Regions from separate parts of the Homo sapiens genome. Here region 1 is linked to region 2. A link is a contact called in ENCODE Hi-C data. All regions are on one chromosome and are shown on one strand. The core of a region is the stretch at or near the end of the contact, and the rest is flanking DNA. Distances in the headings are between cores, read along the strand shown. Region 1 holds the start of PDCL3 (phosducin like 3). Region 2 holds the start of ZNF892 (zinc finger protein 892).

Region 1 (5,552 bases), core at 626-3,125, 5.4 Mb before region 2:
AGAGGCACTGCCATGCTAGAACGGCTGGCCAAATCAGCCAGCATCAAAATCACAAAGGATCATTGTCACAAAGACTGATGTAAAAGTGGCTCTTAGATCTAGAACCCAGCTGCCCAAGCACCGGTTTGCATGGTGTGGCAAGAACACTGCTAATGGAGCTCAGGCTTGCTTTGGAATATGAAATCAGGAGCACTGTGAAAAGGGCACCGGGATAATCGGTCTCCAACCCCAACCCTGTGTAACAGTTCTGAGATACATCAAAAGAAAAATGAGGCCGGGCGCGGTGGCTCATGCCGATAATCCCAGCACTTTGGAAGGCCTAGGCGGGCAGATCACCAGGTCAGGAGATCGAGACAATTCTGGCTAACATGGTGAAACCTTGTCTCTACTAAAAATACAAAAAATTACCCGGGAGTGGTGACGGGCGCCTGTAGTCCCAGCTACTCAGGAGGCTGAGGCAGGAGAATGGCGTGAACTGGAGAGGCGGAGCTTGCAGTGAGCCGAGGTCGCGCCACTGCACTCCAGCCTGGGCGACAGAGCAAGACTCTGTCTCAAAAAGAAACAAACAAACAAACAAACAAAAAGAGCAGAATCCTTTCTACAGGGTGGTCAGGGAAGGCCTCAAGGGACCTGAAGGACAGGGAATGCAAAGGAGGCCAGGGCAGCCCTCAAGCTACCACTTCACCATTTAAGAGTGTCTAGGCCAGGTGCGGTGGCTCATCCTGTAATCCCAACACTTTGGGAGGCTGAGGCTGGGCAACATAGGGAGACCCCATCTGCACAAAAAATTAGCCCAGAGTGGTGGGTGCACGCCTGTGGTCCCAGCTACTCCGGAGGCTGACAAGGGAGGATGGCTTAGCCCCGGGAGGTCGAGGTTGCAGTGAGCTGTGACAGAGCCACTGCACTCCAGCCTGGGCAACAGAGCAAGACCCGGTCTCAAAAAAAAAAAAAACAGTGTCTGGCTCCTGGCAGACACGCCCTCCCCTCCAGCCCCTAATGCCTCCCTCCCCAGCAAAACCCGCACCCTCTCCTCTCCATCTGCCACTAAGCAGAGATTAGAATTTCTGACCACTGCGGGATCTTTGGACAGTGACAAAATTTAGTTGGCATAGGTTTTCACCCACAATAGTGCCCATTTCCATGGTGTTTTCATTCATTCTCCTTAGGCTTTAACCAAATTCCGCTAGTAAATTGCAGCTACAGAAAAATAATTTATTTTACCTATTTTAATAAAAAAAAAAAAAAGGACGAAACAGAGGGACCCTCGCGGGGAGCTCTGGAACCCGAGCGGTCAGATAGGGAACACGCCCCAAGCGGATCCCAGGGCTCGGGGGAAGAGGGTGTAACTAAGCCCTCACCTGGCTCTCAGTGGAGCCAGGAACACCGGCTGTGGCGCTGCTTTACGTGCGGAAGACCCCAGGCCGGACCCTCCGCTTCCTAACACCTCTGCCCAGGTGTGCCTTAGGGGAGTTCAGGAGAGGAGGTAACTTTTGTTAGGCGGGATCCGGCAAGACCTTCACAGGCCCGGGTGGGTAGAGACCGCGAGAAGACATAGTCCCGGAGGACGAGGTTTGGGGGACCCGGCACACCGAGGCGGGGACGCCCAGGCCGTGGGTCCTGGTGGGACCACGCCCGCCTCCCGCACTGCGCCTGCGCAGGGCCTGGACGCGCCGGGCCTCCCTCGTGCCTGCGGCGCCGGAGCTTCCCCCAGGGCGGGCGTCCACTGCCCGCCCGGGCCTAACGAGACAAAGGAACGGGCCGCAGCCCCCAGACCCGAGACCCGTCCTAGCTCACCTGCATCTTGTTTCCAGTTCAGTTGCTCAAACCAGCTGTGCCGCAGCGCCCCCGCCCCTCAGCTCTCTTTTGTGCACGCGCACAGCGCCGCCACGCCTCTTCCCCCAGCCCAGCCTTCGCCCCGCCCAGGGACGAGCGGCGGGGAGTAAGGGCGGAAGCAACAGCCTTGAGTCTGCGCCTGCTCTTCAAGGAACTGGCACAGAAGCGTTCGCATGCGCCAGATAGGATCTGCCTACTGTCCTGCTCGGAGTGCACTTGACCTGGTTCTAATTCTGGTGGCTGCCTTATTAGGGCTGGTCTTCAGCGGAGGAGGGGTGGGGCTGGGTGGAGGAGGAGCCCGGGGCCGTGTGCCTTTTCCAGCTGCCGGCCCAAACCTGTAAAGACGTCTCGCTCTGACTAGCCTAACAAGTCAGAAATAGAAAATTGCCTCTAGGCCGGGCGCGGTGGCACACGCCTGTGATCCCAGGCCGAGGCGGGCGGATCACTTGAGGTCAGGAGTTCGAGATCAGCCTGGCCAACATGGTGAAACCCCGTCTCTACTAAAAATACAAAAAAATTAGCCGGGCGTAGTGGTGGTTGCCTGTAATCCCAGCTACTCTGGAGGCTGAGGCAGAAGAATTGCTTGAACGGGGGAGGCGGAGCTTGCAGTGAGCTGAGATCTCTCCACTGCACTCCAGCCTGGGTTACAGAGCGAGACTCCGTCTTAAATAAATAAATAAATAAAAATGATGCAGGGTCTTCTGGAATTCACCCACGATCACTTCAGCCTTGGAAAAGGCAACTCATTAATAAGACATTGAGAGCCTGCTGTGTACCAGGCACCATTCTAGGCTCTGCAGATGCAGCAGTGAGCAAAACACTAAAACAAAGGTGAAAGTCATCTGCCGTGCCTGAGTATCAGGAGACCCATGTATGCAGGCACACAGGCACTGAGCAAAAAGCAGCAATCTGACTTGTAAAATGCAGGTATTGGGCTCCAGAGCTTCTGCCCAGGCACACTCCAAGTTTAAGAGAGCAATATTCCTACCTGGTATGGAAGGAAGCATCTTGCACACGTGGGCTAACTTGCTGCCTCCTGGCAACTAAGCGGACACAGAGAGTAGAGACCCACACACCTGTGAGATAGGCGCAGGGCTTCCAACCGTGGCTATGCATTAGAATCACCTGGAAGCCCTCAAAAACTAGGAATGTCCTGGGGCTCCATCCCCAGACAAATTAAATCCTTGGAAATGAGGCCTAGCACAGATACTTTCTTAAAGATCCTCAGGTGATGCTAAAGTGCACAGTCGTTGATATAGAGTGAATCAAATGATTGCTTGAGAGCAAGGAGTTTTTATTTAATTTATAAGGATCCTTAAGATTTTTCTCACTCATTTCAACTGAATTACAGGCCCTTTTAGGGATTTATTAATGTATCTGGCAGCACAATGTTTGTTAATGAATTTTCCTTGGGTCTTACCACCAAAATCAGGACTGGAACTAACTTTGAGTTTGATCCTGTGCTTCTTGCTCAGTCCTGCACAGCAACAGAGCAGGTGGTGTTTTGTCCTTTCCTCATCCCCAGCCTTTGCTGTTCCCTGAGGCCTGTTTTCCAGGACTCAGCTATTCTACAGTTGCTCTTCCCCACATGATCCGGTCAGAGGCATTCTAACCAAAGCCAATCCATCCTGAATAGGGGATGGGGAAAAGGAGGCTGAGACCTACTGGGTTGTATTCCCAGAAGGTTACGCATGCTTAGTCACAGAATATTTACCAAACAGACCTAAGACAACAGACCCAGGAAATGGCCTGGTGTCCTGAAAGCTTTCTTTTTTCTTTCTTTTTTTTGAGATGGAGTTTCACTCTTGTTGCCCAAGCTGGAGTGCAATGGCGTGATCTCGGCTCACTGCAATTTCCACCTCCTGGGTTCAAGCGATTCTCCTGCCTCAGCTTCCGAATAGCTGGGATTACAGGTGCGCGCCACCACGCCTGGCTAATTTTTTTTTTTTGTATTTGTAGTAGAGACGGGGTTTCACTGTGTTAGCCAGGCTGGTCTCGAACTCCTGACCTCAGGTGATCCACCTGCCTTGGCCTCCCAAAGTGCTGGGATTAAAGGTGTGAGCCACCGCACCTGGCCTTGTTTTGTTTTTTTGAGAGTCTCTCTTTGTTCCCCACCCTGGAGTGCAATGGCAAGATCTCAGCTCACTGCAGCCTCCCCCTCCTGGGTTCAAGTGATTCTCCTGCCTCAGCCTCCCAAGTACGTGGGATTACAGGCATGCACCACCACGCCGGGCTAAGTTTTGTATTTTTAGTAGAGACAGGGTTTCGCCATTTTGGTCAGGCTGGTCTCGAACTCCTGAGCTCCTCATCCCAAAGTGCTGGGATTACAGGCGTGAGCCAGAGTGCTGGGATTACAGGTGTGAGCTACCACGCCCAGCCAAGAACAAAAGCATTCTTAAAGTTTTGTTTTAACAATAATATAGATTATTGGGAAAGACAGTAGTTATGAAATCTGGCCCAATAGTCCCACAGACAGTTGTTTTTGGATAAACATAGACATTGACCCTTCTGCTGTTAAAGCTTGAAACTTGTATCTGTTTAATCTGAGTTTCTTCCTTAGGAAAGGACCTTCAGGCCTCTCAGAAAAAGTATCAAAGAACTGAAACTCAACAGATGACCTCACCAGATGCATCCTTGCCCTTCCCTCTTCTTGTTTTCTTACACCATGTTACATTTCTTCCCTGCTATATAAACCCCTAGTTTTAGTCAGTCGGGGAGATGGATTTGAGACTGATCTCCTGTCTCGTCTCCTTGTCTCCTCGGCTGCAGCACCCAATTAAAGGCTTCTTCCTTGGGAATACTTGTCATCCCAGTGATTGGCTTTCTTTTTTTTTTTTTTTTTTTTTTTTTCCGAGACAGAGTCTCGCTCTGTCACCCAGGCTGGAGTGCAGTGGCGCAGTCTCGGCTCACTGCAAGCTCCGCCTCCCGGGTTCAAATGATTCTCCTGCCTCAGCCTCCCGAGTAGCTGGGACTACAGGCGCCTGCCACCACGCCCGGCTAATTTTTTGTATTTTTAGTAGAGGCAGGGTTTCACTGTGTTAGCCAGGATGGTCTTGATTTCCTGACCTCGTGATCTGCCAGCCTCAGCCTCCCAAAGTGCTGGGATTACAGGCGTGAGCCACCACGCCCAGCCCCATCCCTCTTGCTTTTGTCAAAATTATTCTTTTGTTATTCTTTCCACCTGTGCTCCAGATCCTCTCACCTCCCTCAGGGACTTCTTTCATCTTTCCATCCTTCTTGGCTGTGGAGAAAATAATTACAGCTTATGAGAAAAGATCAGAGATATACGAATTAGAAAAAATAAACTATTTCTATTTGTGGATGATATAGCATCCTGGAAAACTCAGCGGAACCGAGTCTTAAATTCATACTAACAATATGATAATTCAGTATAGGAGCAGGATATAAAATTAACACAAAAATAGTCTTCATCCGTGTTTACAATAACAAACTACAAGACAAAATGGACTCCAATTACAATAACAACAGAAAAGAAAAAGCTCTTGGAAACAAAGAAGTAGGCAAAACCTGCATTAGTTAAATTTAAAAACTTTTCTGAAGATACAAAAGTAGACTAGAACAAATGGACAAACATCCTTTATTTTTGGATAGTATGACTCAACATCATAGAGATATCAATTTTCTCCAAGTCAATATGTAAAATTTAACACGATGTCAAAAATCCAACAAATTATTTTTTGAGGCTAGGCAGCTTGACT
Region 2 (5,427 bases), core at 1,714-4,213:
TACTGAAATAAGGGAGTAGGGCAGGTAATGCTCTTTTGAATCTGTTAGTGCTGATAAGACAAATGTCTAATAATTTTTCAAATTCTATTTTTAAAATTTCTATGCAACTACAATTTAACTTAGAGTAAAATAAACCATCCCTTGGGTTAGCAAATGAATCAGTTTTACCGCTCTTTAAACTACCACTTGGGCCAGAGCCCCTTGAATATATATACACACACATATATATACACATATATATATACATATATACACATATATATACATATATACACATATATACATATATACACATATACATATATACACATATATACATATATACACATATATACATATATACATGTATACACATATATACACACATATATACACACATATACACACATATATATACATATATACATATATATATGAATCGAACGGTTAATTTTGTTTATATTCAGCTTTCTAATGCATATTTCAGTCTTTCAAAAATGACTGGTAAAACAAAGCACATAATGACATAAAGTTAAAAGAACTACCTACTCTGAAAATCCTCTGCCCAAAATACACTCTTTAACACTTCAAGTAAGAAATCCCACACTTTTAAGTTTATGGCCCCTTAAGGTCATATGCCTCAGGAATGATCAGCACAAGTAATATAACATGCACCATCTTCGTTCTGTACAAACAATGCTAACACTAACAGACTAACAGGCAGTTGCTTTCAGACTTCAGTTCCCTAAGAAAACCTCAGTAATCAACTCACAGGCAGGCCAATCAGACACTGTCAGCAGGTGCTACTTTCTCTCCCCTCATCTTTCTGAAAGCGATCTACCAATTCACAGATCAAAATCAATACTGGCATTTTCTCCCATGGTTTTATAAGGATCATCAGTACCTGTATGCTGTTAGGCCTGGTGTGACGGAAATAAAGAGTCCCAGCACCTGAACCAAGGGGTCTGCCAATCTCCCACTGTCTTGGCCAGATCTTACAGAAGCATCTTTACTAATCCTCTCTCTCCAATCAGCTATGGCATGTTTCATCTTGCTGGGCCTCTAAAAACCTTCATGAGGCCTTCATTTGCCTCTGGAATAAGACCGAGTGTAGACTGTCCTGGGGTCTGGGTACAACACAGCCGAGCTTCCCTCACCACAGTCTAGGTCAACCCACAGTGACTCACACATCCACACATCCTCGGAAGACCTCCAACTCCCTCATCATTTGAAGACTTTTTTTTTATTTTTTGGCCAAAGCTATTCTGTCTTGTAATATTCCCTTATTCTACCCTCCAACTACCCACTCTCTCTTGTTTTTCAAAGTACAGATTTATCCCACACTTCTCCCAAACAGATGATAAAAAAAAACTCTTTCAGAGACTTTCATGACTTGTCTGGACCAATGATTTCTATGTTTAAAAAATACCTATTTCTTCGTGTTTAACTATTTTATTTATGTATTTCTCACTGCCTTAGTAAACTCCACGATGCAGGAGCAAGTGGCTTTTACTTCTTTGCATCTCACCAAGGCCAATTACAGTACTCAATGTGTGTGCAGCAAACACTCAGTGGGCAGAGAGAAAGCAACGCTGGGAAGAAAGTTCTGCACAACTGAAGAACACTTCCTTTGGGGTCATCAGTCATCAGTTTATCAGGATGAACCCAGTGGTCTAAGCATCAGGGCTGAGCAATTCCATAAGCACTGGAAGGAAAGACATCCTTGCTCTGAGAACAGAAGGAAAAGAAAGAAGAAATCTAAACTTACTTGGGACCCAGGGGTCAGCAGCACAGCAGTCACGTCATTTTCTTTTGGGTTTCCAGCATGGAGAAGGTCTGAGTCCTCAAAAAGTGATCCTAAAAGTGGAGACAGGAGCCATGATGATTACTCTGTCCTTGCAATAAACTAGCAGGAAGTGCCACACACCAGCTAGTTGTCATCTAAGAAGAGTCAACACTGGGAACCAAACGAAAATCGCATAATATCTTTTAATCAAGACACCTTGACCATTGCTGTCTCAGGCTCCTCCTATTCTCTGTCCTTAAACTCCAGTAGAACTCCTATGAGCATCTGGACATATAAATTAAACATATTTTTATATTGCATGTGCTAAGTAGTCAAAATAATACTCAAAGTCTTTGTATGTCCACGCCTCAGTGATTCATCTGTGTTGTATTCCAGGCTCACAGGATAAACGAAGACTAAATTCTTTTTGAACACTGACTTTTCAGATATTAATACAACACCGCCTGACTCAGAAAAGTGATGCGTCTTATGGAAAAACCACCACCACCACCAAAAACAAAACAGGATTGTAAACAAATTCCGTGACTTCTCAAATCCCTGCTTTCCCTACCTTCCAAAAGGGTCGGATAGTTCCTTCCTACTGCCTTATGGGGCTCCTCTGAGATCAAAAAAGAAGTCATTATCAAAAGCCAAATTGTCAGATGTGTTGATATTTTCCCTTGAGCAAGGGAGGCATCCAGCGCCCTACAGACCAGGAGGGCAATGGAAGTGGCGGGCTATCCCTCAAAACCCCAAGTGAGACCGGCTAGTAGGAAGGGGCTCGTGACGCTACTCCTTCCTGAGCCTGCGCCAGCCAGAGGTAGCCTTTCTCCCTTTCTCCCTCTGCAGCGGGCACCAAGGCCGCATCACTCCCAAATCCTCACCTCTGCCCTCAGGTTCCATGGAGACTCCTTCCTCCGGCCCGCGCTGGAGGCAACCGCGACAGGGGAAGGAGCCGGAGGTCCGCCGCTCGGGTCCCCCAAGAGGCCGGGAACGCACGCGTGGGCAGCCTGGCGCCCCCACCCGGGGGTCCTCCCGCCACCCTCCTCCCGGACACTCAGATTAAAAGGGGATGCGTTCAGCCCTCCTCTACCCTGGGTTCGACCTCCAGCCACACACTGAGGAAGCCGAGCCCGACGACAAAGGCATCTAACAGCCGGCGGGGACGCCTAGCGCCGGCCAACCATGAGGCCGAACTACCACTCCCAGAATCCTCCGCGGGGCGCGGCTGACGGCCCTCACTCCCAACACCGCTTCCCAGAGGACCCTGCGGCCACCTGCTCCCGGGGCTGCGTTTCTTGCCGCGGCACGCTCCTGACCGACCTGGAGGAGCGCTGACCAGCTGGCTGAACCCTGCCAGCGACTCTGGAAGGGCCGCTCCTCCCTCGGTGCCGACTCTGGGCGGTGGCCGCGCCAAACCCCGCCCGGCGTGGGACTTTTCGCATCTCCGCTACTGTGAGGGCGGAAGGCGGCGCCCTTGACCTACGCAGGATCCTTCCCGGGCTGCGGTGCTCCATCGGAGGGGAGGCGCCCGGCGGTGTCCTCGCTGCTGCGCCTCCATGCATCGGCCCTTCGTGGCCAACACAGAGGTGATCTCAGTTTACTTTAACCAGGGATGTTTGTACCATATTGCACCTCGGAATAAAGAAAAATGGAATTTCAATCCCGAAATCACTTCAACCCCAAAAACGGCCACGTCTCCAAGAAGAACCAGTAAACTAGTCTTGCTGCCCCAAGGAGGCTGGAGCCTGGAGGTCTTGCTGAAATCCCTAACCTTGTTTTTACTCTAACTCGTTACTTTGAATTTTATCCTGCTTGTCTCTTTAATCACCTAGCCTTGCTTCTCATGTAAATAAGACTCTCTCTAGCTGGGAAAGCCGGACAAACTCCAGTTGACCCCTTAATTTACAAGACACTAAGGGCTCCTTACCCAACCCCCTTCCGCAAGGAGTTGACCTGTGTAAGCAGATCCTCAGCATTTCAAAGGAGCCCAATTAATTGATAAGGTATTAGCACCAACAATGTATGAAGTTCCCAGGATTTTTCTCAAAGAGAAAACATAAAGCCTTGAGTTCGTGTCCGGCATACCCCGTATATCTAATTATAATGAAAGATTTAAAGCCTTGCACCTGGTACCGTTGCTCTTCTTGTAACCGTTTGTCTTTTAAATTGTTTATCACTTTGTAACCATTTGTTTTTTGATTTTGGCATGTTTTTACTTCTGTAGAATTATTGCATTTGAGTTCCCCTCCCCTTCCTAAACCTAGATATAAAAGTTAATCAACTCCCTTCCTCGGGGCCGAAAGAATTTTGAGCTTTAGCCGTCTCTTTGGCCGCCGGCTTAATAAAGGACTCTTAATTCGTGTCAAAGTATGGCGTTTTTCTCCAACTCGCCTGGGTACAACATTGCAGACTCCCCAGGAGCTCTAGGGGTGGGCGGGTCTTCAGGCTAGTGCGTGTTTTCACTTACCTTCCCACAATAAAGTGTCAGGTTTCTGTCCAGTTCAGATTCCCAAGAGAAAATTTAATTAGCTATGTCCTTGTGGATACAAGCCACAATGTCCAATTGACCTTTCTCCAGCAGAATCTCCAATTTTTAGATAGGCTCAAGGCTTCCCAAGGCTTCTCATTATTCCTGCCCTTTGCCCTCCCCAGCACCCACAGCCCCTTGCTGACTGGAACGTAGGAAATCATCATGGGCTGTGTGAACTAGGTTAAGACCCTAGGGATGGTAAACCAACAAGATAGAAGGAACGGAGCCCCGGGTAATTTGTTGGAACAGAGCTTGGGCTTTAGCATGAGAGAGATGCAAACTTCTATTTTGTATAAGCCAGTATTATTTTGGGTTTCTTCTGCACAGATAACCACACTTAACCTCTAACTGGTCCGTAGATTGGCTGCATTTGGTCCAGGCAGCTAGGGCTGGTGGGGATAAAGGACTTGTGGTAGAGACACAACCCTGCCACCTCAAATGACAGCCAAAGGGAGTCTCCCCACTCTTCCTTCCGCAGGAGATATGGGATGGGCAGTTTCCTTCAGAAGATGCTTCATATGAAAGACACTACTCGCTGATGTTGCTACGGAAACCCCAGGGATAAGGTCTAGGCCCTGCAGCTTGCTGCACAAAAAAAGCCAATCACTGAGAGGAGTATTGCCAAGGAAGAAGGCTTTAATCAAATGCTACAACCAAGGAGATGGGAGACCAGCTGTAAATCCATCTCCCTGACCTACTAAAACCAGGGGTCTATATAGCAGGGAAGAAATGTAACTGTGTGGGGGAAAACAGGAACTAGGGAGGAATAAGGAAGCAATCATGATGAATGAGGGGTCTGGTGTATCCTTGTCTGGGTGCCATCATCTGGTGTTTCAGTTCTTTGATACTTGTTTTTTTTTTTTTCATCAAATGCTCCCTCAGAATCATCTTTTCATACTTTTTTGAGAGGCTTGAGGGTCTTTCCTGAGGAAGGAACTATGATAAAACAAGTATAAGCTTCAAGCTTTAAGACCAGAGAGTCTGCCGGGCGCGGTAGATCATGCCTATTATCATACCCAGCACTTTGGGAGGCCGAGGTGGGTGGATCACTTGAGGTCAGGAGTTTGAGACCAGCCTGGCCAACATGATGAAACCTCGTCTCTACTAAAAACAGAAAAATTAGCCGGGC

Evidence for each region. A loop is a pair of places that touch in the nucleus more often than their neighbours do. Pooled maps may share reads with other maps.
Region 1: a map with no recorded cell type shows a loop between it and region 2 (12-fold over the local background). The contact joins the promoter of PDCL3 here to the promoter of ZNF892 in region 2. A Hi-C loop is called at or near these places in 2 of 37 single-sample maps with no recorded cell type and 5 of 50 pooled maps.

What each region holds. Positions count from the first base shown.
Region 1 is chr2:100,559,316-100,564,867 of GRCh38, reverse strand. It overlaps PDCL3 (phosducin like 3), which reads right to left and starts at 1,875. Exons shown (of 6, transcript NM_024065.5): 1 at 1,795-1,875. The coding sequence starts at 1,800. RefSeq lists a silencer at 1,549-1,888 and an enhancer at 2,334-3,130.
Region 2 is chr2:95,205,057-95,210,483 of GRCh38, reverse strand. ZNF892 (zinc finger protein 892) reads right to left here and starts at 2,963. Exons shown (of 5, transcript NM_001395961.1): 1 at 2,650-2,963; 2 at 1,748-1,836. The coding sequence starts at 2,668. RefSeq lists a silencer at 2,634-2,863 and enhancers at 2,904-3,153, 3,314-3,443.